2 separate regions of the Homo sapiens genome follow, and region 1 is linked to region 2. The links are chromatin loops, found by intact Hi-C in ENCODE. Cell type or tissue: GM12878. All regions are shown on one strand. Each heading gives the region's core, and the rest is flanking DNA. Links, peaks and the distances in the headings are about the cores only. Region 1 has its middle 430 kb from the start of LINC00924. Region 2 has its middle 400 kb from the start of NR2F2-AS1.

Region 1 (15,297 bases), core at 3,218-11,217, 64 kb before region 2:
TCAATCTAGTCAATGTTGTTTCCTGATCTGAACAAAAAGTATAAGAAAATAACGTGGATAGTAAAGATTTTTTTGAATAATAATAAAGTGTGTGCATTTGATAACTGCATGCCTATGTATATACTTTTCTTAAGAAGGATCACAGAAATACATTAAGAAATGTTGCAGTCAGTCACTATGATTTATTGAAAAGTTTCCCTTTACAGCTTGTATTGACTAACACTATCAGAGCATATGATATGCCTCTCTTTCAAAAGTGTTAACTCATGAAGTTTGTGTGGAGTTCAAAACAGTATTTCTCCTTTGATCAGCCCTACAAAATCCAACCCAAAAAGAAGCTCATAAAATAAATGAAAACATGAAGACAAGGACTGTATCTTCTTAGAGTAGGCAAAGATCTGCATAAGTAATGCATACACCTAAAAAGTGTTAGGAGGTTCTAATTCTATATTTTTGGTTAATATCTACATTCATGGGTTGCTATATTAACACACGCATCACTTCAACATACAACCGTTTGCCCCATGCTGATGCATGGAGGTTGTTCTTTGAAGAGTTTCTCTGTAGTCAGTTGACAACCCAGTCTCCCTTTCTCACGGAATTTGTAATATTCAGACACTCATACTTAGGAGTTTATCCAAATTCATTAACTCAATAAAAACATTCAAGAAACATTTATTGGGTACACATTATATAAAGCACACTGGATGAATTAATCTCTTAGATGACTTATACCTGCTTGTTTAACCAAATAAACTCACTGGAGGGATGTGTAAAAATGGTTCAACTAATTCCGCGTGTAGAAACAGTAATGTAATCAATACCTGAAGAGACCTAGATGTTTAATGTCAGTAGACATAATGATCTGGGAGTTTTACACAATGATCAAACAAGTTTTAGATTATTTGTTGTCATGAAGGCAACTGATAATGTGTCAATGAATCAACTGTACAGTGGGAACCTGGAAAGGAGACATTTGTTCCTGAATATGCCAGTGGTGACTGGGTGGGCATACATTAGTTCTTCTCTGATTTGACACGTCCCCCAACAAACTGTAAAACGTACTCTGATAGGCTTACACTGCCATATGGCAGGAGAAAACTGCCTCTCGTATTAAATGTCACCAACACGGAATATTTCTGTTATATAATAAAATATGCAAAGTATATAATGCATATTCTTTAGGTGAGATTATAATCACTGCCGGATTCATATTGTTTCTATCAGTTTCTAGAGTTCCTTTCTATTATAGTTGTTACTTTCACTCATTGCTTCAAATATTTATTGGCATATACCATGTTCCAGGCATTATATTAGAAGCTGGGGGCAGGAAGATGAGAAGAACATGGGAGAAAATGATACATTAGCAAATATCTCACCTAGTACGCTCCTTACTATACTGGAGATTCACACTTGATATTCTGGGAATGCAACTATGAGAAAGACAGCGTTAAGGAGAGCCAGAATGACTTCGTGTTTCCAATCGTCCTTTTAGAGGTAAGACTTGGTGAGCCCAGAATCAATCACTGGGTTGGAGTGTGGGAGAGAGGGAAGTGGACTGGCCCATCCTAGGTTCTTAACCAGATAGTCAGTGACCAACCTAGCTCTAGAATGTAGGCTTCAAACCCAAGTGTCATCATTTCAGGTTCAGTGTTATTGCTACTAAAAAACCATACAGATCCAAACTACTTAGAGTGAGCAGTGTTTTATCTATCAGATTTTGCATTTATCCAAAGTCTTCAGTGCCTTAATCCAAAATTATGTGAGAGCTTTGTCTTTCAATCTTCCTCCTGGGGTTTGTCTTTGTCTTTCAATCTTCCTTCTGGGGTTTTGCACAGGACCAGTCATAAAATATATGCTCAAAAAATGTTTGTTGAATGAATAAATGAATGAACTGCGTAATGCAGGCACAAAGCAAGTCTGTGAGAAGGTAGGTAGGTATGAAGATAGCGGAGAGGGAGATGTGGTTACGGTTGTCGTGCTTAGAAACACTTTTCAATCTCTCAAATTTTTCCAGAAATCCATATCTAAAGCTGATCCTTCAAGAGGTGTTATAATATTCACTTTTATTACTGTCACTCAAGATTATAATACACTCGTTGATTTTAACCCTTGTTATCTGCCAATCCCCATTTCCCAACTAAAAAATTAGAAGCTCTTCTCTTGTCAACTAGATATTAAATTCTAAACAATCACAAATAATACAGAAAAGTCAGCACCAAAATTCTGGCAGAAGCAAAACCACTGGTACCTACAGCTAAAAATGTGAAAGATAGGGCCAAAATCTAGATGATGATGATGACGAAGATGATGATGATGATGATGATGATGATGATGATGATGATATTATAAATAAAAAGACACTTTGACTCAAGTTTTTTCACTTTAGATCATGATATTTTGGGGTAGTCAAAACAACTGACACTTGCATACTTTTAGTATTATTTCAAAGAAGTCACAATTTCATGTCCTCATTTTCTTCTCCTTAACCCATTTGAAGAAATGATAAAACAACACCATCAAACTAAGTCCCGCAAAGAAAAAAAAACTTCTCTGGGAATCTTGTGCCTTCCTCATTTAGTCATGTTACAGATTGGGAATTGTCACTTGAAAAAACAGTAACTTTTTTTTTAGTATTGGTGTTATTGGCAATATATTTCATATCAATTAAAATTTTGATTGGTCTAAGTTTTTATTTTTTTAAAATTTTAAAAATAGCTGCTGAAGAGAACGTTACTTTTCCTCACTCTTCACATATTTGTGTTGTCAATAATATTCTTCCTTTTTATTTACTTAAAACACTTTGATAATGTTTCTAAAGACGCACAATATTTTTCTTATCCCTTACTCCTATGGGGAAACATGTTTAAATCTTCCAGCTAGAATTTCTTCAGCTCACTTAAAGAATTTCACCTTCTCAACACCCTTGCATTTAACTTAATGTTTTTCAGATTTCCAAACTCTATTACCACAATGCTATACAAATAACCATAGTTCAAGGGTCAGCAAAAGGGACCTATTAGGTGAAAGGTTGAATAACTTGAAAGAAAAGAGTTCCAATTTTAAGAAAGAGGTTTAGCAGGTTTGGGACCTCTTGTGTGCTGGCGCGACTCCATCCATTCTTATTTTGGCTCTCCATCACTAAGGTGTTAACTTTTTAGCTGCTGGGGATTTGAGCTTTATTAGGTTTTCTCCTTCCATTTACTTATTAAGCTTGAGGAAACATTACTTCATGGCCAAAACAATATTTCAGATTTTATGAATCAGCTTGCCTTAGGGAAAGATTGAGTTAAATTTGTACCCTAAATTTGTTCTCATATTTATAACCAAATTAATTCTGTAAACATGATTCTTAAAAAACACATTGAATCGTTCAGGTTAAAACAGATGTTACTCATCCATATTTAAAAAAAAAAAGCCCTCAAATGTGATTCTTTATGTGTCTACTCAGAAGGAGAAGGAAAGAAAACAAGCATATTCAAGGCAAACGAAGGACAGAGCCACAGTTTAATCACCACATTTAGATTCTTCTCTTCCTCTTCCTTCTTTCTTTGAGATTTCGACAAAGAGGAGAAAAAAATTTTGCTGAATCTGTTTTTAAAGACTAGATGTCTTGCCCATGACTTTGAATGGAAAATAACTAGCTAACAAGTTGTGAGAGAGCCACAGACTAAAAAGAGAAACAGGCGCGCAATAGGTTTTTACAGAGATGAGAACATGGAAATTTGGCACCGATAAATGTATTCACCCATTCATTCATCTATCTATTCATTAGGCAGTTATTAAGTGAGGCCCCCAAATGTGTAAGACACAGTGCCAGCTACAATAGGTGACAGGCTCTAAAGAAAGAGTCCTAGGAGATTGGGTGAATATAAGGTGAGAATTTATTTTACATGGTTGAGTCAAATGGACCCTAAAGTACAAAAAAAGTTTCTTATTTTTAGTTGTATAAACCAGGGCTGTAACAAGTATTACAGGACCACTATCTAGGTTAAAAAGAATGTAGAATGAGATTACCCAGGTTAAACCATGGCCTAGATATGTACATCCTGGGTTTGCACCCCCAGACGGTCATCAGCTCTGCCAATTTCTACTTGGGGTTAGAACAGGAGCAGCCAGTGGCCCCTCCGCAGCCTCACGATAATCCATGGGGCCATGACTAAGTTAGACAATTAAGTCATTGTCACCACTGGGTACATTTTCATAATACAGTTTAACAGTAGAGAAAGTTTCTCTCCACCCTACAAGCTGAATTTTCCTTTGACTAACCCCAGAGATACAGGATGGTGACACTGGGGTTCATTTTGTCCATCCAGAAGACACCTATTGTGTTCAGACTTTTAGAGAACATTCTGAGTTACACTTTACATGCCCTTTCTCACTTTATTTTCTCACTGTATTACAAATCCTTGTGTTTATGTCTGTCTCCCCTTTATAAGTACCACTTAGGTATATGGGCTTCTTTAGGGCAAATACACTGTCTTACTGCTTTTTTGATCCTTGAATCTTAGCACACAATAGTGAGAGAAGTTCAATATCTTTAACTGTATATGCCCCAGAGGAAGTAGACAGCAACTTTATAAAAGGTTTGGCCGTCTAAGGTAACTTCAGAATGGAGCGTGCCTTATGAGTATCAGACAGAAGCGGAGTGTTGGGGCCATGCCTGTTCAATGGAATCAGTGAAAATGCAGGTCTACGTTCTCTTGGTTATTCTAGATCTCATCAGTCCCCAGAAGGTGTGCGCTCAGCTTGTGCTTACCAGACATCACCAGGCTATTATGCAGATGGAAACCTGCTGGAACAGTGTTGGTCAAACACTTTTCTGAGAGGTCAGTCTAGGATCAGACGTCGGGGAGGTAAGATGAGAAAGACTGCAGTTTTTCCAGCACTATCTTCTCAGAGTGGCCAGGGCAAACCTGACTAATGGAGGAACTTCCAACAGTAGGCGTGGGCAGTCACTCCCCAAGAACCAAGCCCAGCATTTTAACCTTAACCACTGAAGAGGAAGGAGCAGCTATTACCAAATGTACAAGATGACCTTATATTTACCATGAATTATATTCCTGGGGAAGGCATTGTAGTTCAAAAGGAGGTGAGGATAATCTGATTTTCCCATGGAAGCAAGGCTTTAATGGGATTCTGTGTCGGTCCAAGGGTCTACTGCTTGAGGACTTACAGAAATGACAGCAAACACCACATTTAATTAAAAGCATAACACACCTGAGTGCTATAAGGTGCAAAGCTTTCCAAGGTGTGCGGAAGCTGTTTAACTGGGAGCGTAATAAGAAGTTCTTTAACTTTTATCCGATTGTATTTCTTTAAGAAAGCTCCTGCAGAGGATAATGGAAAAACATGGAATTTAAATAAAACATTCAAAGTTGACGATGGCAGAGAAGCTGTGCAAGACAAGCAGAGACAAAGGCATATCATGGTGCAGAAAACCCCAGCAATACCATAGGCACAATGCCCACTGCAAGAACTGCAAGTAGTGGCACAGATGCAGTTGGCCACACAGTTGATATGTAAATCACAGTCTTAAGCTTAAGAAAACCATAAATAAAAGCACAAATAATATTCATCAGTGAGAGCCCATGAACAAGAAATCCAGGCTCCCCAGTGCTCAAGTTAAAAGATCACTGTTGGCAGGGCACAGTGGCTCATGCCTGTAATCCCAGCACTTTGGGAGGCCACAGTGGGTGGATCACCTGAGGTCAGGAGTTTGAGACCAGTCTGACCAACGTGGTAAAACCCCATCTCTGCTAAAAATACAAAAAAATTAGCCTGGTGTGGTGGCGGGTGCAGATAATCCCAGCTACTCGGGAGGCTGGGGCAGGAGAATCACTTGAACCCAGGAGGCAGAGGTTGCAGTGAGTGGAGATCGCACCATTGCACTCCAGCCTGGGTGACAAGAGCAAGACTCTATCTCAGGCCAAAAAAAAAAAAAAAAAAGGAAAAAAAATCACTGTCTACTTTTTCCCTAAAAGAGAGAGAAAAAAAAGGGGGATGCACAAGAGGGGGAAGAAAGGAAGAAAAGGAAGGGAAGGAAAGAAAAAGGAAGGGAAGAAAATTAAAAGACCCTCTGGCTAAACATCCCAGGTTCCTACTTCCTAGCAAGGGTTTCTTTGCTAGAGTTTCAAAAGAAAGAGGTAAATGAAGTGTGGGGAGAACACAGAGGTGTCAGATACATTTCCATAAAGCTGTGTGTATTTTCAGAGTATTAAGCTTAATGTGGTGAGTGCAGTGAAACAGAAAAGAATTTCAGACTTTAGAGCTGTTAGTAAACAAAGCTAAACAAAAGATGAAAAAAATTTGCAAATGTGGTGAAGACAGTTGAAAGATGTCACATGTTTCTCTATCTCTAGTGTGGTTTCAAAATAGACTAAGAGGGCCAGGTGCGGTGGCTCATGCTTGTCATCCCAGCACTTTGGCCAGGGTGGATGCATCACTTGACGTCAGGTGTTGGAGACCAGCCTGGCCAACACAGCAAAACCCTGTCTCTACTAAAAACACAAAAATTAGCCAGGTGCAGTGGCGTGTGCCTGTAATCCTAGCTACTTGGGAGGCTGAGGCATGAGAATCACTTGAACCCAGGAGGCAGAGGTTGCAGTGAGCTGAGATCATGCCACTGCACTCCAGCTTGGAAACAGAACAAGAGTCTGTCTCAAAAACTAAAAATAAAATAAAAATTAAAAAAAGAATAGGAGCAGAGAGAGAGAGAGAATCAAATGGATGTTTCCTATAGATTCCAGTTGGATCAGGAATCAGGAAAGCCAATACAATTGAATCCTTCCTTTTAGATTAATAAATCAATATTTGTCCAAACTCTTTGAAACAGATGATGTTTTCCCATTAAATAAGTAGGACAAATTATAAATTATATGAGACAGTAAACATTCAAAAATAAATACAATACTATAATTTAATTTCTTAAGTATATTTTCCACTTAGGTTTAAATCGTGTGTCCTTATGTGTGTGATCTTTCCACCTCTGTCACTACTTTTATTCTAGTCTTTGGAGAGAAAGGAAACATCCCGTATGGATGCAGTCTGGCTTCTGAATCCAGAAGGCTCACATCAAGGATGATGCTGCTATATTGTTGTACCAGCATAAAAGAAGACATCCAGGTGGTGTTGGCAAAATTACGCAAGAGGTTAATTTCCTCTTCCTCCTGGACAGACAGCCAGTCTGCCTCTCTCTTCTTCCCTTGAAGTTGGCTGTGGCCATATGACAGTGATTAGACTAATAGAACTTAAGAAACGTGATGTCAGTCCTAGGCAGACATGGTCAACAGAATTTCAGACTTTGTATCTGTTAGTAAACAGAACTAAACAAAAGGTGAAAAAACTTTGCAAATGTGGTAAAGACAGTTGAAAGATGTCACACGTTTCTATATCCCCAGTGTGGTTTTAAAAAAGAGTAAGAGGGCCAGGCGTGGTGGCTCATGCTTGTCATCCCAGCATTTTGGGAGGCTAAGACGGGTGTATCACTTGAGGTCAGGTGTTCAGATTGTTCAGGAACAATCCTCCATGCCCTTTCTCCTGCAGCAGCCCTGGCACCTGCTGAAGAAGTGAGAGCCACATGCTGGAAAGCACCAGGGCCTCTGACAGACTTCTGGAAGGACACCACCTTGGAGAAAAGTCTACTTCAAACTTATGTGACTGACAAAGAAATCATATTGTATGAAGCCACTGACATGGGGAAGAATTGCTATTTACAATAGCCATGATCACCATAAACAAAGATAGTCACCCCAGCAATTCTCCTTGTCTTTTCCCCCTTTTTTACTACCAGAGGGTTTGGGTCCCTGGTGCACATAAACCTGACGAACTCCAAGCTACTGAGCCTCCTCACTGTTGCCAGGCACACACTCTCATGTCTGATGCCTGCCAGGTAGGCACTGCATGTGGCAAAATCACTTTTCATAGTCCTCACAGCATCCCCATGATTACCATGTTAAGATCAGTGAAATGAGATGAAGAGATACAACAGACTGTGTAGTACAGACCTCTAGGAGACACAATTCACATCTAAACAATGCCTTCTAAATTTGCTCAGTGTACAACCTGCACAACCAAATGTCAATTGCTAGGTAATGTCAAGAGGAAATCTCTTTATCTGCTGTGATATCTTTCCCATCTTCAGTTCCTAGCAATTGTTCTCCGCTTTCTCCTTCCTGAAATCTCTCACTCCTTGGGAAGTTTCTATCCTATTAAGGAGCCTTGTGGCACAACTTTCTTCCCACCATAAAGTCTATTTGCCGCTGGGTTGCTAGGGTCAGCTCTGCCATGCCATCTAAAAGCCTATAATTCACTGAAATGGAGTTTCTCATTTTTTCCATCCATTAAAATTAGTTTCTATTTATCTGAAGCAAAAATTTCAGTAGGGGATTTATTAATAACTCTCATCTAACCTAATAAAGATCTTTCAGATAAAGACTGTGGACCAAGCAGGAGGAAGGCACAACAAAAATTTTAAAAGTAGGCATGTTTCACTTAAATTATCAAAATTTTAAAAGAATGAAAAAATGAGACATGACTTATCTGTGTTAGCTCACTCCAATTTCTGAGGCAATCGACTTCCCCGTTATCTTCTACAGACTTGGCCTCTTACAAAGTTTCTGGAAATTTTCCCATTGGTCACAATTATCCTCAGTGTGTTAGGGCCATGCCTCATTGCAAATTTCTCCTACATGATATGAGGGTTAAGGGGGGAAAGACATCCCCTCCTGTAGGAAAAAACAAAATGTGTCAGCTTGGCATTTTATTTTAGGCATTGCTCAAATAAGAACTGTATATATTCCAACATAAGTTAAAAGGTTCTAGTTTATTTAATTGCTATGATTAGGAAGGTGTAGTTAAACAGAACCACACTAAGAGAGAGTATGCGTCATAAAAGGATCAGAAGGAATCCTATGCTGGGCCTCTGGCTGCTGGGAAGAGTCAGGGAACAGCAGCTCCCATCCAAATTCTCCAGCGCCACGCTCAGTGGCGGGAGATTGGAAAAATGACCGTTTGTCGACAGGCATCTGGAAAATGTATGCTTTGTTGTCAGAGATCACTAGAGATAACTGGATGGATCATCAAGGTTTCCACTAGGTGAAGTGCTCAGTGTTTAATAACAAAGGAAAAGGGAAATGCATGAGAAATATTAAGTGATCCTCTTACTTGGATATGACAAGGCTTTACATCAAGTTCTCGTTTAACTGTGTTAAGCAAGAAAGACACTGAAATATTTCTTTTTCCCTCTTCTTTGTTAACAAACTGACTGAACTGCTAACATTTACTGAACACTTACTAAGTGCCAAATGCTACACTAAGTTCTTGGTAATCATTATTTCATTTAATATCAGTCGATCAAACAATGTTTACTGAGAACTTACTATGGGAGAGGTAGGCAATAATGAAATGCAAAAGGGGAATAAAAGAAAGATGCAGTTCCAGCTCTCCCAAAGCTTGTCAATATAACTGGGGAAATAAGATGTATAAGCACACACATGGGAAGAAGTACACATTAATATATTACTGAGTGACAATGACTGGCAGGAGATGGAGGGAAAAACCTGGATGGATGGTTCTGGCCAGTATATAGAACCTTCCACATATGAGAACTTTGGAAAGAACAAAAGTAATCAGGTGTGAACGCAGTTGGGGAAACAGTGCTCCCCGCAGAAGGCTCAAATAATTATGGAAGGTCTTGAACACAAGTGAAAAAGCCAATGATTATCATTATGCTGCATAAATTCACAAACCTAGACCGTAACTTTCAACTTTTCACGTTTTCCCTTTTTCCCACACACAAATTTACCATATAATTTTTTTCAGTGATATATTGACTAATATATATACACACACACACACCAGGAGTATTTGTTTCCACATTTGGCTATTTCTAAATATAAAATGAATCAGATCACTGTCTATGTTTTCCTTTATTTTTAGCCTAATATACTACTTATCTGGAAATCTTGAATTTAAAAATATATATCCAATTTTTAAAAATCGCTAGATATTTGAGACCCCAATATAAATCTTTATGTCGTACGAGTCAGCTTGTCATGACAGTTTTTTATTTCACTTAAATGATGGTATGAGCCGGGGTGGAGCTGAGATTCCCATCACTATGTATATAATTAGGGAATAGGTGTGTGTTAGGTAAATACCTTATGTATATATGACTGAATTTCTAATTTGTTGTATAAAAACGAAAACTCTTACCTTGAGGGATAATTACTACAACTTCCCTGTGAGAATAAAATACCACCAAGCAGCATACCTCAGGGAATAAACCTGCATCACACTTTCATGAAATCTGCACACAATACGGGTCAGATGGTTAATGAAGCCATAAACTATACTATGTCTGAAGTACTAAACATCACCTTCTGCAGTTGGCCTCTGTGGTTAAGAGAGCGGAAGATGTTTATTACCAGAAGCCACCCCTCTCGCCTTGGAAGGCACATTCAGAGCCAGCTCTTTGTAAATAAACATACAACCTTTGCAAAGGTAATTTAAGGCTGTGCCTTAAAGAAGATCCTAAGAATGCAGGCGAGAGAGAAGGAAGATAAAAAATCTCATGAATAAAGTCGAAGGCTGCAGGCTAAGGTGGTTATTAAGTCCCAAGCTGTTTTTCCTTCACTTTTCCTCACCACTGAAATAAAAACAATTATTGCTATGATGCTCTAAAATTAGAACACATTTGTCGTTTTTAATGGCAGCTACACTCAACTTGAGCTCGGCAGTAAAAGCAGAGAGGCAAAGAAAACACTTGTGCCCTGGGCCTGCCCTCTCCGGGTGTGGCAGCCTAGGGGGAGAAGTATCAGCCCACCTGAGTCTGGGTTTGTGCAGAAACTTCCCTGGCGGAAAAGGCGTCGTAAAAGGGGTTTAAGAAATCCCACTGGATGCTTTCCCAGAGCCTTGGTGTTACGGCGCTCAGCTCCAATGCACAGACTGCGCTACGAAGGCGCCCTGCGCAGGGATTGGCTGCAGCACCCAGGTAGGTGAGCTCCATTATTCTGGGTGCCACCTTCTAGAGAACTCTGGAAGGCTAAACAAGCTCATCTCCTGCCTTTCTCTACAGCTACGCGGAAAGACTTGCCTAAATAATGAATTACTAACGACCGAAAGCCTTTGTATTACTTTAAGGGGAAAAAGTCACAATTTGTGACTGGAGTTAGATTACCAATGTGAAATGGCCATTTGCGGCTTTTATTCCGAAAATGGAAGTGATTCAACCTCCTCCAATCCATGTTTTCTTCCATTTATTTAGGCATCTCAGCCAAAAAAGGTTTGGCTGATCCCCTTAATTACTGAGATAATTGCCTTAATTCTTTCTTCACTTTACTAATGTAGCTCCAGCTTTGAATCTTAAGCTTTATCCATTAAATCCTTGTAATTGAGAAAAAAAAAAAGAAAACTGGGTTTGACCTGATGAATCCTAAACGTTTTAACAATGTGTTGAAGAGCCAAAAGAAAGATGATAGATAGACAGATAGAGATAATTTAATCATATACTTGAAGTAAAAATAGATTTTCAAGGCAGAAATATTTTCACACATCTCCCAACACAAGATTTGAGATTGCTCAAATAAGAAAATTCATTTTCTATCAAGTAAATCTTTGATTGTAATTACAAATAATTCAGAATTCCACCCAGGGTATGTGTGGGGGGTGTGTGTGTGTGTGTGAAAGCTTAGGCTGAGGGATGTGGGTTATGAGAATCGAGAGCTGTGGTTTTACATCGTCCCTGTGTTTTGCACGTATTTGTGGATCACAAGTCTTCCTTGGCTGTGAATTCTCATTCACTCTCCTGCCTTCTACCATCATGCAGCGAAGGCTGTTCCAGCCAGGGATGCTGAGAGACAGGGGTCATCCTCTATTCTATCAGCCCACTAGCCTCCCCTCCTTTTCAGAATAAAGTAGCAAACTGCTGGCTTTTAGTGTGGCCCCTGTGGCAATTCTGAGAAAAGGACCAGCTTTCGTTTTAATGTGATTGTAAAATGTCTAGAGATGCTTAGCTATAAGGCACTATAAAAGTTTAAGATATTATTGTTAAAAGGACACAGTAAGGCTATTCATGGCAAAGGTTCATCCGAGTGCAAAAGCACAGGGGCTGAACAAGTAGGAGGAGAATTCAGGAAGGTTTCTGTTGTTGTTGATGATGTTTTTATTTTCATTTCCAAGCCTTTCTGTCAACAATTTTACAGGCTACAGCTATCTGAGGTGCTACAAATGGGGGCTTTACATCAGCTTTTCTTTGTACAGGAAAATTGTAATTTAATTGAACTGAAAAGCCTAGAAGTATACATCATCCACAGAATAAGCAAAGGTTGCAAGGTGAATTTATTAAGCCACAGATAAAACATCATGTTCCTTATTCTGGCCCTCAATTCTTTCTGACTTTGCTTCATTCCTTAGACATGCTGTTTTGGTGATTGCAAATGCTTTTTAGACCACATCTTTGCAAATATCTATATGATGTGAACCCTGGCAGCTTGGCATTCCATGACACTTCCTTCTATCTTAAAAACACTGCCTCAACACAGTGCTTCTGAATTTGCTACAGCAGTGGGGTAGAGAGGAGAGAAGAGAATATTGGCTCTTCTGTACTTTCACCTTCCAGTAGAACACATGGGCTCCCCTTGCATTTCTTTGGCCAAAGCAAATCGCACAGCCATGGGTGACTTTCAGTAAAATCCTTTTGTATGGTTGGGCAGAGGAAGAGAACCAGGAACATCACTGAGCAACAGGAACAACTACTATGGGAGGCCACACAGAAGAGGGAAGAACAAGGCAGATACAGAACAGACATAGATGAAACCCTGTGCAAAGACCCTGCGTGGGGATGGAGCATGGAAAGGATTGTAAACCATGACAGGAAATAGGTTTGGAATGGCAGGTAGAAGTCAGATGGTGCAGTGTCCATTACACTATGTTCCCTACGTTTAGCAAATATTCAGTAAATATCCACAATGTGCCCACTGTTATTCTAGTTACTTCATTCAATATAGCACTTGATCCTCACCAATCAAATTCCACATTTTATTAAATCTAAGATCCCATCCACCGTAAATCAAACCCTTAGTGTATGTATTATTAGGCAAGAAAAGAAAAAAGGAAAAACCACTGCCAATGAAACTATGGAAATACACTTTCTTACCACTTAGAATGCTTATGTTATACTTGAGAAGGCTCTTATAAGACCCGAGTATTTCTGTCATCTATCATTCTTGTGTATGTATATGTGTGTGTGTGTGCTTGCCTATATATGCAAAATAAATGACTTAAGAAATTCCTAATACTTTTTTACATTCAGAGCATGACTGTACTGAATCACTTATTTACTCCAAATCATTGATGTCAGTGTCGGAGTCTTCACTTCCAGTATTGCACTCTATGCCGTCACAGGGCAAATGCCAAAACTGGGGTTCAGCCCAGGAAGCCACACGGGTTCTTGGCTTTGCACGGGAAGAAATTCAAGCAGGAGCCCACAGAGTAAAGTGAAGACAAGTTTAATAGATTAAAGGAATACAAGGGTGGCCACTCCATAGCAGACAGCCCCAAGGGCTGCTGGCTATTTTTATGGTTATTTCTTGATCGTATGCTAAACAAAGGGTGAATTATTTGTAAGTTTTCCAGGAACGGAGCTGGGAATTCTGGGAACTGAGAGTTCCTCTCCCTTTCAGACCATATAGGGTAACTTACTGTGTCCGGAGTTGGCTCCTTCCAGTGGGTTCGTGGTCTCGCTGACTTCAAGAATGAAGCCACAGACCCTTGCAGTGAGTGTTACAGCTCTTAAAGGTGGTGTGGACCCAAAGAGTGAGCAGCAGTTAAGATTTGTTGTGAAGAGCAAAAGAACAAAACTTCTACGGTGTGGAAGTAGACCCGGGCAGGTTGCGCTGCTGGCTGTGGGGAGGGGGGAGTGGCCAGCTTCTTTTATTCCCTGGCTTTGTCCCCGCCCATGTCCTGCTGATTGGTCCATTTTACAGAGCGCTGACTGGTGCGTTTTACAATCCTCTTGTAAGACAGAAAAGTTCTCCAAGTCCCCACTCTACCCAGGAAGTCCAGCTGGCTTCACCTCTCATTACAGATGTTGCCATGGCATTTGTAAGCTGTCATTACACTGGTGCCAGTTTCCTTTCATATCCTAATGTATTATAATTAGCACATAATGAGCAAAGAGAACAACCAGCGGTGGCTGTCATCACCATCTTGGTTTTGGCAGGTTTGGCCACTTCTTTACTGCATCCTGTTTTATCAGCAGAGTCTTTGTGACCTGTATATTGTGAAACCAGGCCTGCCGAATACCTATCTCAATGCCATAAAGGGAGATGGTGATGAACTCTTTTAAGAAAATAACTATGCACCACCAGTGCTGGACTCCCAGGCCAGCTCTGCAGTAATGAAGACGCAGCCTGCTCTTGACTCCCACTTCAGGAATGTTGCTAAGCATGCTTGATTTGTCATCTCACCCTACTCTCTCTCCCTACCTATTTGGTTTCTAATAATTAGAAGGGAGCTCACTATAGTTTCTGACATTTTTTTCCAAGTCATTAACAATCATTCTGCTAGTTTTGAGGCTGAAGATTTTGATGTTTACACATCTGCAAGCTGAGGCAATTAGACCACAACTGCCACCTGGAAAGCCATGATTATAAGATACCTTCTATGGTAGGGCACAGTCTGCTTTCAAGATTGTTAAAATGTGAGAAAATACTAGAATTGAATAAATATGGTAGTCACGTGTACTGAGTCCTTACTTGTGCCAGACATTGAATTAATAACTATAGATTAACTCATTTAATCTTGGTAACATGTCAAAGTAGATGTATCTACCTACCTCCAGAGGAAGAATTTCCCAAACCGAGGCTCTTGATAAGAAAAAAACTATAATCTGAACCTTAATTTGTCTAGTTCTCAGCGTTACAATATGAGGCTGTGGGGAGAAATAATCACAAGCAATTTACAGGCGGCAAAGGAAAACTCAAGGCTGTTGAGTGATTTTGCTTACTCTATGTGGCAAAATTGGGATTATTGTTCAATATTCTTTTACTTGGCCTATGAAGATGCAATCTAGATCTATGCTGTATGTAATTACAACCTACATTTCAGGTCTGGATTGTAAACCTTTCCCAAATAGAGAAATTGAACAGGGAAAATATGGTTGTGTTTTTCCTTTGGGACTTGTTGCAATGGCAATGCCAAATACAGAGAGTTACAAATACCTTTCTTCTTGCTGTCAAGAGGGTTACCTTGGTCAGAACCCCAAAGGCACGTTTCCCCGTGCTCCATGGTCAGGGT
Region 2 (15,297 bases), core at 4,642-12,641:
TCTGGGAAAATCCAAATGGAATTTAATATTGGTTCGATAAATAACAATTATACATGAGCACATACTGATGTCTAGACACTAAACTTGACAATAGAGATTCATCAGTGAACAAAGTTCCTGCTTTCATTGAGTTTGCATTCTACTTAACTCACAGAAATATATCAACCTACACTTTAAGAATAAAGTTTGTATCCATGTCTAACACAGTTTTGGATTTCTTTTCTATGTGATTTCATCTACTTCATCATTTAATTATCTTTGTTGTAAACAACCTCAAATAGTCTTCAGGAAAGCAGGAAAGGTCTTAAATAAAAATAAATAATGCTCTTGGACACTATGGAGAGCAACAAGCATGTCTAAAAGCCCCAAACTTAAGAATAAGTTGAATAAGAATAAGAGAGACTCCTGGAGCAGAATTGTGTTATGGGCAATGCATCTTCAAAACAGGACACGTTTCTTTAACTAGTTAGAGTCTTTAATGGAAGAAAAGAACAGGAAAGTCAGGGAATAGTGATTTTGACTCACACCACTGAGGAAGGTCATTAGAAAGAAGCATCAATAAGGCTTTTTAAACCTTTCCTACTTGTAACACACAGAGCCAAGCTTATAGGAAAACTGGAACTACAAAAATTACAAATGGCAACGCTATTATTTGGCACATAGTTGCCAAAGGCATTCAATATAAAGATTTTACAGAGGTGTCAACTGATACATAGCAAACACACAAACAGTCTCCAACACTGTAAAATAGGCAAGGAAAGCTAGGGCAAAATATTAAGTATATAAATTATATACATACATATTTTTTGCGATACAGGCTGGGGAAGTGCTTGCTAGGCACTGTAGTTAAAATGAGCAATAAATACCAGGGCTAATGCTGCCAATGTCTTGTTGGGCATGGGTGGGGAGGGGGGGGTTCCATTCAATATAGTTTTGATTTTCCAGTCTGTGGTTCCAATTCACATTTTGGAAAATGAAATGGTTAGAATATTTCTTGCTGGTCTGTTATACATTTAAAACAGGTTTCAATGCTCTCTCTCTCTCTCTCACCATCAGGACTCATTTGAGGAGTCAGACATGTGAAAGAGAACATTGACTGCTTTTTAGGATCAGCCTCCTCTTCCACCCAAGATAAGGCTTTGCTGCAGAGGTCAAACAACTGTCCTTTCTCCTCCCCAGGACATTCCTGGGGAGGAGAAAGTGAAGGCACAACCTCACTGGTGCTGGAAAGCATTGCAACAGAAAGAAGTGGTTCACTTTCTCTAGGCATCATTCCACTTTCTGGGAAACACAAGCTTGAATTGGAGTACAGTAGTGACCTTGCATTGAAATAGCACACTCTGTAACCCTGTCACAGCCAAGGCAATGAAACGATGACAATTTCCCGTTTAACTTTTTATATTCCTATTTTGTTTTACTTTACAAATCTGGTGAGAAAACACCATCTTCCTTTAAATTCAGGTAAAAGAGATGTCACAGATTAAAAATGCAAATATTGGGGAAGACGCGTGCAAATGACAGAGACTTAGTGGGAAAGAGTGAGGGAGTAAAAGCCGGAGGACATCCTTCTGTGTGCTAGCTATTTACTCTGGATTTTTCCAGTCGCAAGAAGAAAATTACAACGTGTATAATGAATGCCAAATAGAAAATAAAGTCATTTTTATTTAACTTTGGGATGAAGGTAATCTTCGTATTTGTCTGCCAATGTGTCTTTGATTGTGTTTTATTTGGGCTAATGTTAATATGAATCAATGAGCTCTTAGAATTCATCGAACTCCCAACTCTCATTTTGCAGATGGAGAAGCAAAGTCAAGTTAGGGGAATTACGAGACTGGAGCTCCAACCCAGGGCGGTGGCTTCAGTCAGAGCTTTTTCCATGTGGACTGAGACAGCACACAAGGGCTCAAGCAGGGAATGCGACCTGGACACTCTGGGCAGGGCTTGGGAAATTTTTTTAGCTTGAATTTTAAATAAAACTTTAAATTTCAGATGCGACCAATGATACGAGCAGCAGGCTGTTAAGATCACAAACACGGGGCAGGAATGGTTCCCCGAGCGGTCAGTCCTCCACAGACATGCCTCTCTCTCGAGTGTTCCCCCAACTTGATGGTCTGTTACTCCAGGCTGCAGCAGAGGTTCATGGTGATATCCCTTCCCTGGCCACTTCCTGTAATTCTGCAATTTGGGCACAAGAGTCCCCTACATACCTGTGCATGCAGCCTTTCTGCCTGAGCACCTCACTCACGACAACATGCTTATATTTGTACAGCTCTGAGTACTTTCATAACTACTCCCTCATTTAAAAGTCATCAGAACAGCTGAGGGCAGACAAGGACACTGAGGCTCAGACATGGAACTTTACACTTAGAACTACCTTTCTGAGCTCTGTCCCTCAGCCTACTAACTTGAACAAATATCTTAAATAGTATGAGTTCAATAAAATGAAAAAAGACAAAGTTACCTCATTTACTACCACTAGTTCTAGAAAGGCAAATGTTATCAAGAATAATATTTTATATAAAGGCACGGATTTACAAAGTAGATAAATTTGAGAGCAGTGTATTGGACTGCAAGAGAAACCCAACTCCAAACCACCACACCTTTTAAAAAAAAACAGTCACCCCCCTCAAATTTTATCCAGTTAAGGGAAAAAAAATCTTAGTTTACTTACAACTTATGAGCACATTTGTTATGCGAATTGAAATATATCTGCTGGGGCCGGGCACGGTGGCTCATGCCTGTAATCCCAGAACTTTGGGAGGTGGATCACGAGGTCAGGAGTTTAAGACCAGCCTGACCAACATGGTGAAATTCCGTCTCTACTAAAAATACAAAAATTAGCCGGGCGTGGTGGCGCGCATGTAATCCCAGTTACTCAGGAGGCTGAGGCAGGAGAATCATTTGAACCTGGGAGGCAAATGTTGCAGTGAGCCAAGATCGTGCCACTGCATTCCAGCCTGGGCCACAGAGCAAGACTCCATCAAAAAAAAAAAAAAAAAAAGAAAGAAAGGAAAGAAATATATCTGCTGGGGTTTAAAGAAATAAAAAATTATTTTTTAAAAAATATATTGAGTACCTTTTACATAGCAGAGCCTGTGTTAGGTTTTTTGGTTAATGAGAAAATAAGTCACAGTCCCACCTGGGAGACTTCACGACCCATTTACTTGTCTCCATGAAGCCATGTACTAAAGCCGCTGTTGCAGAAATATCACAGGATGCAGATATTTACAATAAGGAAAGTCTCAGGGAAAAAAAAGGCTAATAATGAAGGTGACGTCAATGGCTAAATATTCATCTATAATTATCAAAGTCAGTTTGCGTAGGCGATATACCTGCTTATCGATATGAGATAAAGCACTTTTAAAAAAGCATATCAGAAAGCAAGTCGGTGTGAATGTTGTTGTTCTAGGAAAAGGTAATCTAATTTATAAAATCAGTAAGTTGCCCACAAACTGTAGCACTTTGTTTTATTAGTAACAAATGACGTAAGACACACCTCACAACCGAGGTTGGGGAACAGTTGCTCAGCAGCTGTGAAAGCCTGGGAATCTAACTGCAGTTTCACAATTTCACCTCCGGACCTGACTAGTCATTTCATTTTAAGATGGTTAAAATCTATAACACACACACACACAAACACAAACACAAACACACAAAATGATCTCTGTCCACTAGTTCCTATAGAAACACAGGAAATACTGCACCCAGAACTCACCTTCCCTAACACTCCAGACCTCTCCCCAGCCTTGCTGTTGACAGTTCACCTGTTAGGCTCATGAGGGGCTTGGAAAGGTCCACTGAGCTCACGATAAAAAGAGTTCAAAGTCCCACAGCATCTTTGTAGCCCACGAGCTACTGACAGTTCACACTGCTCCAAGCAAGGAGCAGGTATTGGAGCTGGGAATGGTGGGGCAACACCCAGCTCTCTGGGGGCAGGACTGGATTCTAAGCCCAGCCACAGGGAACAGACGAGGAGGGATGCTCAGAAATGGAAGCATCTTGGCTTTCCTCAGCTTTTCTGTTTCTGCTATTGATTACTAGGGTTAGAAGCAAACTGAAGAAGAAGAATAAAAACTATGTAAAGGCCTTTCCCAGTCCCAAGAAGATGAATGCCATCCTGAGAATCGAGGACGAGCATTTAAGGTGACTTTTTGCATGTGTATCATTGTTTTAAACTTGTATTGCAGGCCGGGCGCTGTGGCTCACACCTGTAATCTCAGCACTTTGGGAGGCTGAGGCTGGCGGATCACAAGTTCAGGAGTTCAAGACCAGCCTGGCCAACATGGTGAAATCCTGTCACTACAAAAAATACAAAAATTAGCTGGGCATGGTGGTGTGTGTCTGTAATCCCAGCTACTCGGAAGGCTGAGGCAGGAGAATAGCTTGAACCTGGGAGGCGGAGGTTGCAGTGAGCCGAGATCGTGCCACTGCACTCCAGCCTGGGTGACAGAGCAAGACTCGTTCTCAAAAAAAAAAAAAAAAAAAAGTTGTATTACATTTAATTGTATGGGATGTTGACCAAAACGTCCTTTTTCCTAAGGCTGTTTATATTAATAATCCTTTCAAAACCTAAAGTTGAAATTTAAATCTTTTCGATTTCCTTTTTGGTTATTTTTCCCCTTTCCTTCATTGCGGGAACTCACTGATTTATTATCTCCTGGATATTTCCTGGGCCCTGGTGACTTTATTCTGGGAACTAAGAGATAACCAGGTGGTCCTCAAACCTTTCTTCTTAAAGTTGATGCTTGTATCTACAAAAAAGAGAACTATCTAAGGAAAGAATTCACAGGGGTGTGGATATTAATGCTTTTGATGAGTAAATAAATCCAGCCTCACGAAATGCATTGCAACATTTTCAGTTCATTGTTTTTCCTGCTGTCTGTGTCATGATTGGATGCCCCTGTGCCAGATACATTGTGTTTACCAATTGATATATTGCAAATAGTCAATACGGAAAAGCAGAAATTATTGTATTACAGGAAATATAGTTTAGAATCATTTCTCTATATACATGCCACCTAATGGCCTAGCTATATAAAATAAAAGGTTATCAATCAGACACTCACTTTTCTATGATGATTTTGATTTTAAAAATAATCACAACACACTATACAAGATACCCCACACTAAGGAAATGTCATACAATTAGCATTGAACTCTTTCTACAAGCCAGCATTCCAATAGATAGGTTCTTCTGTTCTTGGTTTTGTTTTTAACCTAATACAGTTTTCCATTTGATTCTTTTCATAAGTGACTAGAGAATGCCAGGCTTTTTGTTTGTTTGTTTGTTTTTGTTTTTTGAAACGGACGCTTGCTCCGTTGCCCAGGCTGGAGTGCAGTGGCGTGATCTCAACTCACTGCAACCTCCACCTCCTGGGTTCAAGAGATTCTCCTGCTTCGGCCTCCCAAGTAGCTGGGATTACAGGCGTGTGCCACCAAGCCCAGCTAATTTTTGTATTTTTAATAGAGATGGGGTTTCCCCATGTTGGCCAGGCTGGTCTCAAACTCCTAACCTTAGGTGATCCACCCACCTCGGCCTCCCAAAGTGCTGGGATTACAGGCGTGAGCCACTGCGCCCGGCCAGAAAGCCGGATTTTAAATTCCCCTTTTCTTATGCCTGGTGTATTTGATAAAGGATATCTCCGATCGTCTCTGTCAACTATTCTTTCTCTGCAGCCTTCAACTTAGTAGGTAAGTCCTTCAGAAGCAAGTCACCTTCCTCCTCCCATTTCTACTCTGAGCATAGTTGAAGTCCAAAAGACTTACCCAAATGCCTCATGTTAGTTTAACCGGAGAGCTGCTCTGTCTCAGAGCTGGAGTCTGAGGGGGGGACCTAGTCAGCTGGAGTGGCCGGTAATCCAGCATTAAGTTTTGAGTTGTTTGCTCTCTTGTGGTGCAATTCTTTTATTCCAGCTTATTAAACTTTGCTGTGTACACAAATGCTTTCTGCAAGTGGGTTTTTTTTAAAAACCATGGAAAGAGATGGTCCATGGACCTGTCAATGTGAAACAGAGGGATGAGGCCCAGGAGGTGAGACGCCAGTAAGAGTGAACGGTTAAGAAAAGTCAGAACCAGGCCGGGCGCGGTGGCTCATGCCTATAATCCTAGCACGTTGGGAGGCCGAGACAGACAGCCTGAGCTCAGGAGTTCAAGACCATCCTGGGGAATATGGTAAAACCCTGTCTCCACTAAAATACAAAAAATTAGCCAGGTGTAGTGGTGCACGCCTGTAGTCCTAGCTACTTGGGAGGCTGAGGCAGGAGAATCACTTGAACCCAGGAGGCAGAGGTTTGCAGTGAGCCGAGATCACACCATTGCACTACAGCCTGGATAACAGAGCAAGGGTCTGTCTCCAAAGAAAAAAGAAAAGAAAAGAAAAGAAAAGTCAGAACCCCAGATCAGACTAGGTCAACAGACGTTAGAGAAAACCGAGGAGTCTCTGAGGTTTAGGGAGAGACACTGAGTTTCCCACTGTACATAAATAAAATGGAGGTTTTTACCCAAATACTTTTAAATTTTCAAGAAGGTCACTTTTAATTCACACATCAAAGATATAATATATGCAAGGCACTTAGCACAGAGCCTGGCCCATGGTATTATCTTAATAAATGGTGATGATGATGATGATGATGATGATTTTACATTCAAAGTGACAAAGGGTTTTCTATTTTCTCTCTTTATCATCAGCAAGTTTTAGCAATTGCAAGCAGTTATCACCGAAAAATAGTGTTGTTGGACACCAATTCGATTTTCTCGTACCTGCAAGTCTCATCAAGCTCCCAGAGCTTTTCTAAATGGGCTTTATTCTGTCTCTTCTGGGCACTCAGAAGCACTTGTCCTCAAGCTCCCTAGGACAGGAGCTGGAAAATAGGAGGGAAACATTGTCAAAGCCTAAATGTTATTTGGGGAGTAGTTGGCTTCTCACGTTTCACAGTGAATGGAAGGTACTTGATGGTACCTAGGCATGCGGCCTTGTGTGAATGTCTTCCTTATAGCAGAAATCCCATCCCATCCTACCTCTCCACACCCCAGAGAGAAAACAGGATCAAGGGAAGTCAGAGTTCGTTCCAAAGAGAATGACCTCCACCCCAAGTCTTATCACAAATATAAGCATCTTGTGAGCAAACTACTTTTCCTTCTGAATTTGAAAGACTCTCTAAGTGAGCTCATCTCTATCCAGAGAAAAGGCCAAGGTGTAAGAGAATAGATCCCCAAATCCTTCCTCAGTTGTTTTAGCCTATTTGTGCTGCTACACCAAAATAGCTGAAACTAGGTAATTTATAAAGCAGAGAAATGTATTTCTTGCTGTTCTGGAGGCTGGAAAGTCTAAGATCAAGGTGCCAGCAGGTTCAGTGCCTGGAGAGGACCCATCCTCTGCTTCCAAAACTGTACTTCGTCGCTACGTCCTCACATGGCAGAAGAGGCCAAAGTTGTGTCCTCGCATGATGGAAGGCTGAAGGGCAAAAGAAGATAGAGAGGGAGAACTCTCTCCCTCATCAAGTTCTTTTTGTAAGGACCTCTACTCTTATCCATGAAAGCAGAGCTCTCATATCCTAATCACCCCCTAAAGGCCCTACCTCTTAATACTACTGTTAAGTTAGAAATTAAGTTTCAACACGAATTTTGGAGGAGACACAAACATTCAAGCTATGTCATCAATGCCCATATCCAGACCAGGCAGTGAAAATAACTACCAAGATTTCTAATGGAGGAGTCACTACTTTCAGGTTCCCTGATGCCAGGTTCCATGACTTCCTTGGTCATGCCAACATATTGCAGGGAAACGCATCATTATTATAACGTAGCATTCCGTTGGCAACTTGATGTTAGCACTCAAACAATCCTTGTGTCCCCGTTAAGAATTTTCCCTCCAAAAGGCTGCAAACTCATGCATCCAAGTCATTATGATACATTATTGTAAAGCCTTGGGGGAATGGATGTGTGTCTGTGTGTATGTGCGTGCGTGCATGAATGTGTGTGAGTGCGCCTGTGTGAATGACGTAACTAGGAACCCTGCACTCGAAGACAAAATTTCAAATCACCTTTCATACACGGCACCCTATAACCACTCTAAAAAGTCAGCAACTCTAAATAAATGAGATTCAAAACCAGATAAAAATATAAGAATTATTAGCAAAAACTTGAAACCCATGTTTGTAAACCTGCATTCCCCTAAGAATGAGCAGCCAGAGGTTATTGAGGAGAATATTAAAAATAGAATGATGTTAGGTTATTGAAACGTATTTAAGTGTTCTAAAAATGTAAACACTAAGATTTAGAGGGCTGTGATTTATTGCTCTAGCTAAAAATCCGATAATACATCACGGCAGATGTGAACATGGTCATCAACTTTTGAAGGGTAAAAATGAGATACCTGTCCAGGATGTCTAGCAGTTCCCTCCCCTGGATCTTTTGTGTAGCTGTGTAGCTGAATAGAAATTTTCTCAGCATTCTTTTCCTCTGGAGAAAAGCAAAGAAGTTTCCTCTGTGGAGCACACACCCTGGACTTAGCACCAAACAAAGTGCTTTAAGTACATCTACTTTAGTAGGTGTAGATATTATGTATGATGTAGATATTAGTGGCTCCGTTTCCCAGGGCAGAAATCTGAGAATCAGAGAAGTTAAATAATAAGGCCGAAGTCACACAGCTAGTGGAGGAAAACTAGAATTCAGTTGTCAACTTTAAATTTTCAGTTTATTCCCTCCAGGCCCTTCTCAAATGTACAGGACTCAACACCAAGTTGATTTTTCGTAAGTCTCATCCTTGGTCAAATCTTAACCTTGCGGATTCTCAGACCGTATTGTGAATAATAGTTTCTTCTCCCTAAATAGCCTTTTAACCTCACCTCTAAGGGTGAAGAAGAGCTGCTAAAATAATTAAAATGATTCAGTCACAAGAGCCTGCCTGTTTCAAATGTTTTGAACAAACTTTTCTGTTCTGATCTCCCAGGGAAAGCCTCCACGTGATTTGCAAGCACCTTTAGAATAAGCTAAGCCACGTGGCTTTTAAGACAGTGCCTGGTTTAACAGCTAAACTTGCGGTGGAGGAGAGCTGACCACTTCCTATGCAACTGTGTGCAATTCTTATCAGGACAAGTCCAGCTGCTCTGGGCTAACTAGCTCCCCAAAAGTGATTCCCCCAGGCCCCAGCTAGGAGCAGCTAACATAAATGCAAAATGCACAACCCCTTCCCCCTTCACAGATAAAAGGCTGTGAAATATATAGGCCTCATTTTAATAGGGCCTCAGCTAGGTCTCTGTTTTTTGCACCCACAGCTAATTGAACGGGCAACTAGAGCAGACACAATTGGACACGTAGTTAAGGAACCACCTCACCACCTGGCTTGCACACATAATTAAATATTTGCACCTGCAATGGTAGTATGTGTGAAAGTTATCCCTGTAATTAGTTGTCGGGGTAGAAATACATGTAATTTTTAAAACCTTCTCTAATTCCAATAGTTATTTTTAAATAGATATTTTTTGTTGAAATAAAAGAACTCCTAACAAATTAGTGCTTTTAAAAGAAACTATTTCATATTGTGTTCTTTTCAGGTACTCCTCTAAAAATATAGCTTTCTACTGCTTCTATAGGCAACTGAATTGTAGGAGCATTGTTTGCATGTATTTTCAGTAGGTTTGGCATGTGATTAAGTCTACCTGCTTTTCATTCATTCATTTATGCATTTGCTCAATAAACACACTAAGTCCAGACTATGCCCTTGCTTTGAGGATACTAATATATTTAAAAGGGTACATCTGCCTACAGACTCATGAGTACGGGGTGAAATTTGGATTAATATTTTTATCAAATAATTACAATTTAATATTGTAAGTGTGTATCTCATACAAGAGATGAGGGTACATAGAAAAAAAATTTAACATAAAATTTTGAGTTGTTCCCCCTCTGTGGAACAATGGTATGTGTAAAGATTTTGACAATTACACAGGTTCTTTATTTGAGAAGATTCTACTGTTTCATTACCTGCAGATGTTGTTTAACAACATGAAAGAGTTGCCTATTTTTGACATGCTGTGTAACATATAACAATAAAAGATTTTAGTAAATAAGCATATTGCCGTACTATAGGACATGAAATGCCTCTTAGCACTGATGGGAAATAAAGTCCCTCTGCCTCTCCCCCAGGAGAGATAACACGCCAACGTTTTGGCAAACGCTTTCAGTACAGATGCATATTGTGTGTCTTTATCCATAATGGACACTTGTACTTTAATTTTTATCCCCCACATCCCTTCTATTATTGAAATGCTGAAACAAAATGTCCGCAGCTTTGAGAGTAAATCCGCAGCATTTAGATTTCACATGGATTGCTCCTCTTTTCTTCACTTTGTATTTGAACTGATGATTTCTTACCTCTAAGGACACGCTGTTTTGGCCACCACTTATCTTGTCTCCTGATAAGCTGGCCCATTTAGGGTTGTCCTAGAAAGGCTTTTTCAGTCCCGAATCTTATGATTATCACACACTGTGGAATTTTGATCTAAACATTGTGAGTGTTCAGAATATCGAAAAGTCACCAAGAAGCCCCACTCTCTCCAACAAGATGACCTGCAAGGGCGGCTTGATAGGAAAGCTGAGCCCAGCTCTCAGAGAATAAGCAGGGGTGTGGGGGCAGCCTGGGAGTTGGGATCAGCCTCTAGACCTTGAAGTGCAGCAGCTGTGCGTTGTCTTTGAGGCTGAGGATCAAGCAGAGAATATGAGATAGGCAAACGTTGGCTTAAACTTTCTTCTCTCTTTGATTGTCCTTGGACATCTGCCTCATCTCCTGTCAAGAATGTTTGGCAGCTGTTAGCTCAGAATAACACAGTTCTGCTGCCCCAGCCGCTACCCCAGTCTTCTAATACTTTAAGCCAACTAGTCTCCGTTATATGCCTGGCCTGATACACAACTATGCTAATGCCTTGAGCTAACTAGCTTTCTATCAAGCCATGGAAAACACAGGGAGAGAGTCTTTGGTTTATTTTCCTCACGTGCTAATTGGCTTTAATTGTTGGCCAATTGGATTTCAAGTTCAGAAAAGACTGGACTACACAAAGACAAGTGTTAACTTAAGACCGTGGGAGAAGCAAGCCAGCCCTTTTGGTCTTTAATGTAGTAGACTTTATGCAGATGCACATGTCTCCCGGCCGTGGGGGTCCAGGGGAGAATGCTGTGGGACCATCATGATGGTTTCTTAAAATCCGTAATTTTCCCCATAGGCCAAATACCAAGCACGGGGACCACCTAACCAGAAGTTGGGGGTGAATATATTTAGCATTTTTAGCACCCATTATACCTCATGTTTTTATTGTAATGACCTTCTCTCTGTCACTAAGAAACTATCATTGTGAGAAGAGAAAGTGCTGAGTTGCAAATATTTAAAATGGACATGTTTGTATCTAATCTGGGAGACTAATATGCCATGATAATAAAAATGTAGATTTATTTCACCCACAGTCCTAATGTCACATTCATGGGTATTCATGTACGGCAAAACAGAAGTGTCAGAACTGGTCCCCTGAATACCTGTGCTTTTCAAATAAAGTACAAACAAGTCACAGTAGTCAACTACAAGGGGCATCAGGACACTATATTATTAATAGCTTTGAATTATTTCCAATAATGGTCATAGGTTCGTTCTGGGGGCTGCTGTGACTTAGAATTGCCATCGATATGGGATGATATTACAGAATGGTGACTTACTGCCCATTCTCCCAAAGTGTCCCTCCAAGAGATTACCCCAGTGCTAATTCCCCAAATTCTCTTTTTCTATATTGGGCCTGAAATGTATCTACAAACACAAATGGTTCTACTGCTTTGATGGAATTGACCAGTCAGTCAGTCTAACACCTGTCAATTCGGTCACAGGGTTTTTGACATTTTTGACTGAATTGACCAGGTGCTAGACTAAACCCACCGGTTGATTTCATCAAAAATTGTCAAACCAGTTTTGTGATTGGACAAAGCCAGAATCAACACCCTCACTGGTATTCCTCCCTGTGCCTTGTTAACACCCTTGTTTCCTCATTTTTCTGGCTCTAGATGCCAAAACACCTTGAATTTACATATATCCATATGTACCTGTATATGTGAGGATCTCTTCTAATTAACCATTGTTAAATTTGTAATTTATAAATGGTATAGTGCATAGTAAATCATCCCTTTGTATAGCTCTAGTTCCAAATAAGATAATTTAATCACCTATTAATTTATTTCACTAGCACTTTTCATTTCTAGCCCTGACATAATAGAGAGTGTGGTAAGTGCAGAATCATCACTGCTTGGCAGGCCAGACAAATGATTCCAGGCTATGTGAAGTAGCTTCTGGAGAAAGCTTTTCTCTCTTCCACTGCCCTAAGACTTACCAAGTTCAGAAATAATTTTTTATGACCATTAGTCATTGCCTATCACCACCCTCCTCACTTCCCACAGGAATTTAAGAAGCGGGAGAGGAAACTCTGTCTATTTTATCCCCTGATCACTTCCGCATGCCTAGAATTGTGGCAGCACATTACATCTAGACCCTCGGCCATGGTTCTCAGAGATTTCTGGACTAGCAATGCTTATTATAATGGGTTAGGTCTGGAAGGCGCATGCTGGAATGTCTCCTTTCTCTCAACATTCTCAGCACTTTCCACCCAGCTGACTTGAATCATTTAGTCTACCCCACATTACATTTATGATGTTATCTTATCCTTTATTCATAGACTATAAATTCCCAGCAAAGGGATAGTACTGTGGTATAGTTCATCCTATGCCAACCACAGCACCTTATAAATAGTAGACAAGAAGAAACATCTATAGGCTTAAGAACATAGTCATTGATAAGTGAAAGAGCAGTATTCACTACTAACGATCAATGCAGCACATAGGATTCACCATAGAATAACTCCTAACACTTTATTGAATAACCCATATCCTTCTCAGGCAATCCAGTGTGGATGGGTCCAGTGAGAAAAAGGAACTGGCCAACATGAGATTAGAAAGGAGGCATAGTGTAATTCAGCGATGGGTTTAATTAGAACCCTAGACTTAGCATCCTTCACTGGCCGTAAGCAAAATGTTCTCAGAAACACGTCTGCAGCACGGTGGCTCATGCCTGTAATACCAGCACTTCGGGAGGCCGAGGTGGGCAGATAGCTTGAGCTCAGGAGTTCAAGACCAGCCTGGGCAACATGGCAAAACCCCATCTCTACAAACAAATACAAAAAAATTTAGCCAGGTGTGGTGGCACATACCTGTAGTCCCAGTTACTCGGGAGGCTGAGGTGGGAGGATCATTTGAGCCTGGGAGGCAGAGGTTGCAGTGAGTCGTGACTGTGGCACTGCACACAAGTCTGGGTGACAGAGTGAGACCCTGTCTCAAAAAAAAAAAGAAAAAAAGAAAAGAAACATACCTCAGTGTAATCACACACTCCCCAAAAGAAACCCAGGTTGTTTGAAAATGCACAGCATCTCTGACAAAGTAAGCACAGGGCAACTCCACCTGCAAAGCAGCCAATTCTCCGGAAGAGCGTTTGATGATCTCTTTCAGAGGATGATTGCTTTCCCCTCCCCCTCTCTGCACCCTGTCTGATTGTATCATTCCACAAGTCACCTGCAGATAGAGAGCTGGACACACTCACCACATCATTTTGATACTCCTCATGAGCTATAGACACAGCATTTCTAGTCTTTTCACAAGATCTGACACCTCTGTTTGTCACCCTCATTTTCCTTGAAGAGTGAAACCCTTCTGAAGAGCTAAATGATATTACGTGTGACACTTGGACAGAACATCAGTTTATGGCCCAGAAAACCATCCTCATTAGGTAAAATATGATCATTACCTCAAGCCTTGGGAAGATCTCCACTTGTATTTTCTCTTTCCAGTGGCTACCAAAAGCCAAAGTCATTACCTTTTTCTTCTTTTTTTATTTTCTTTCTTTCTTTTTGTTTTGAGACAAGATCTCACTCTATTGCATATGCTGGGGTGCAGTAGTGTGGTCACTCCTCACTGCAGCCTTGACCTCCCAGTTACAAGTGATCCTCCCACCTCAGTTTCCAAAGTAGCTAGGACTACACGTGTGCACCACCATGCCTGGCTAAATTTTCTGTTTTTGTAGAGACAAGGTTTTACCATGTTGCCCAGGCTGGTCTGAAACTCCTGCCTCGGCCTTCCATAGTGCTGGGATTATAGGTATGCACTACCATGCCCGGCCGAAGTCATTACCTTTCATGGTTTGTGCTGTTAAATCTTCTTTCCCCAAGCCACCTAAAATGATCTGAATCACAAGAGTACTTTGATTAGAAAATCTTGATTCTAGAGTTCTCAATCTGTGTTAATAAATAATAATTGCTAATGGTTGTAAAGCACTATCACCTGCCAGACCCTGTACTGAGGACATTGCATGGGTTACCCCATCTTGATCCTTCCAATACTCCTATTGAAAGTAGCTATGGTCTGAATGTTTGGGTCTCCTCAATATTGATGTGTTGAAATCCTAATTCCCAAGGTGATGGTATTTGAAGGTGTGGCCTTTGGGCTGGAGCCCTTATGAATAGGATTAGTTCCCTTAGAAAAGAGGCCTGAGGGAGCTTCTTTGCCCCTTCCACCAAGTGAGAACACAAAGAGAAGTTACCATCTGTGAGAAAGCTGGCTTTCACCATACACTAAATCTACCAGTGCCTTCATCTTGGACTTCCCAGCCTCCAGAACTGTGAAAAATAAATGTTTGTTGTTTATTAGTCACCCAGTCTAAAATATTCTGTAGCAGCCCAAATGGACTAAGGCAAAAGTGTTTTTCACCTCATTTCTTGTGTTCACTCCAGCACCATAGGCACCACCCACCACCATAACCATGGTCCTGTTTGCATGAAGGTCTAAGGATACAGATTATGGTGAGCACTGAACACTAGGAAGCCACAAAAAGCTCAGGGTCTTCTGCTTCAAGAATGAGCTGCGTTTTCCAAATAAAGTTGAGTAAAGCTCAGTGTCTAGTTCAAGAGGTACGGAAATGGGGCAGAGAAGTATGAACTTGGATATAAATTTGAATCTTCTTTTGGCTAAGGTTATGCCCTCAAGCAAGCCACTGACCCACTCTCATTTGGATTTTCTTTTAAACAATGGAATTCTTTATGTTGACATGTAACAGTGGAATATATATAAATGAGAACCAATGTTCCAGAGGATCATGCTCTATTGTTCCATGGCATTGTTCCTCTCTCTTTCTGTCACCATATATCTTTACCCAGTTGTGAAAATTCAGTCCAGGCTGCTTACAACCTAGGTCGCCTAGTGCCTGCCATAACCAGTACT

Evidence for each region. A loop is a pair of places that touch in the nucleus more often than their neighbours do. Peaks named below come from ENCODE experiments on the same cell type or tissue, not always from the same donor. Only the 100,000 strongest peaks of a DNase experiment are listed, where the experiment ranks them.
Region 1: a loop joins it to region 2, with 8 times the contacts of the local background. A loop is called at or near these places in 3 of 110 quality-filtered maps.

What each region holds. Positions count from the first base shown.
Region 1 is chr15:95,858,288-95,873,584 of GRCh38, forward strand. No RefSeq gene overlaps it. Among named protein-coding and RNA genes, the nearest start is that of LINC00924, 430 kb to the left of the region's middle. RefSeq lists an enhancer at 6,145-6,404. In GM12878, for the core only: no CTCF peak of the experiment used is centred there; a DNase peak (open chromatin) is centred at 6,314.
Region 2 is chr15:95,920,450-95,935,746 of GRCh38, forward strand. No RefSeq gene overlaps it. Among named protein-coding and RNA genes, the nearest start is that of NR2F2-AS1, 400 kb to the right of the region's middle. RefSeq lists a cis regulatory region at 10,585-10,698. In GM12878, for the core only: no CTCF peak of the experiment used is centred there; a DNase peak (open chromatin) is centred at 9,052.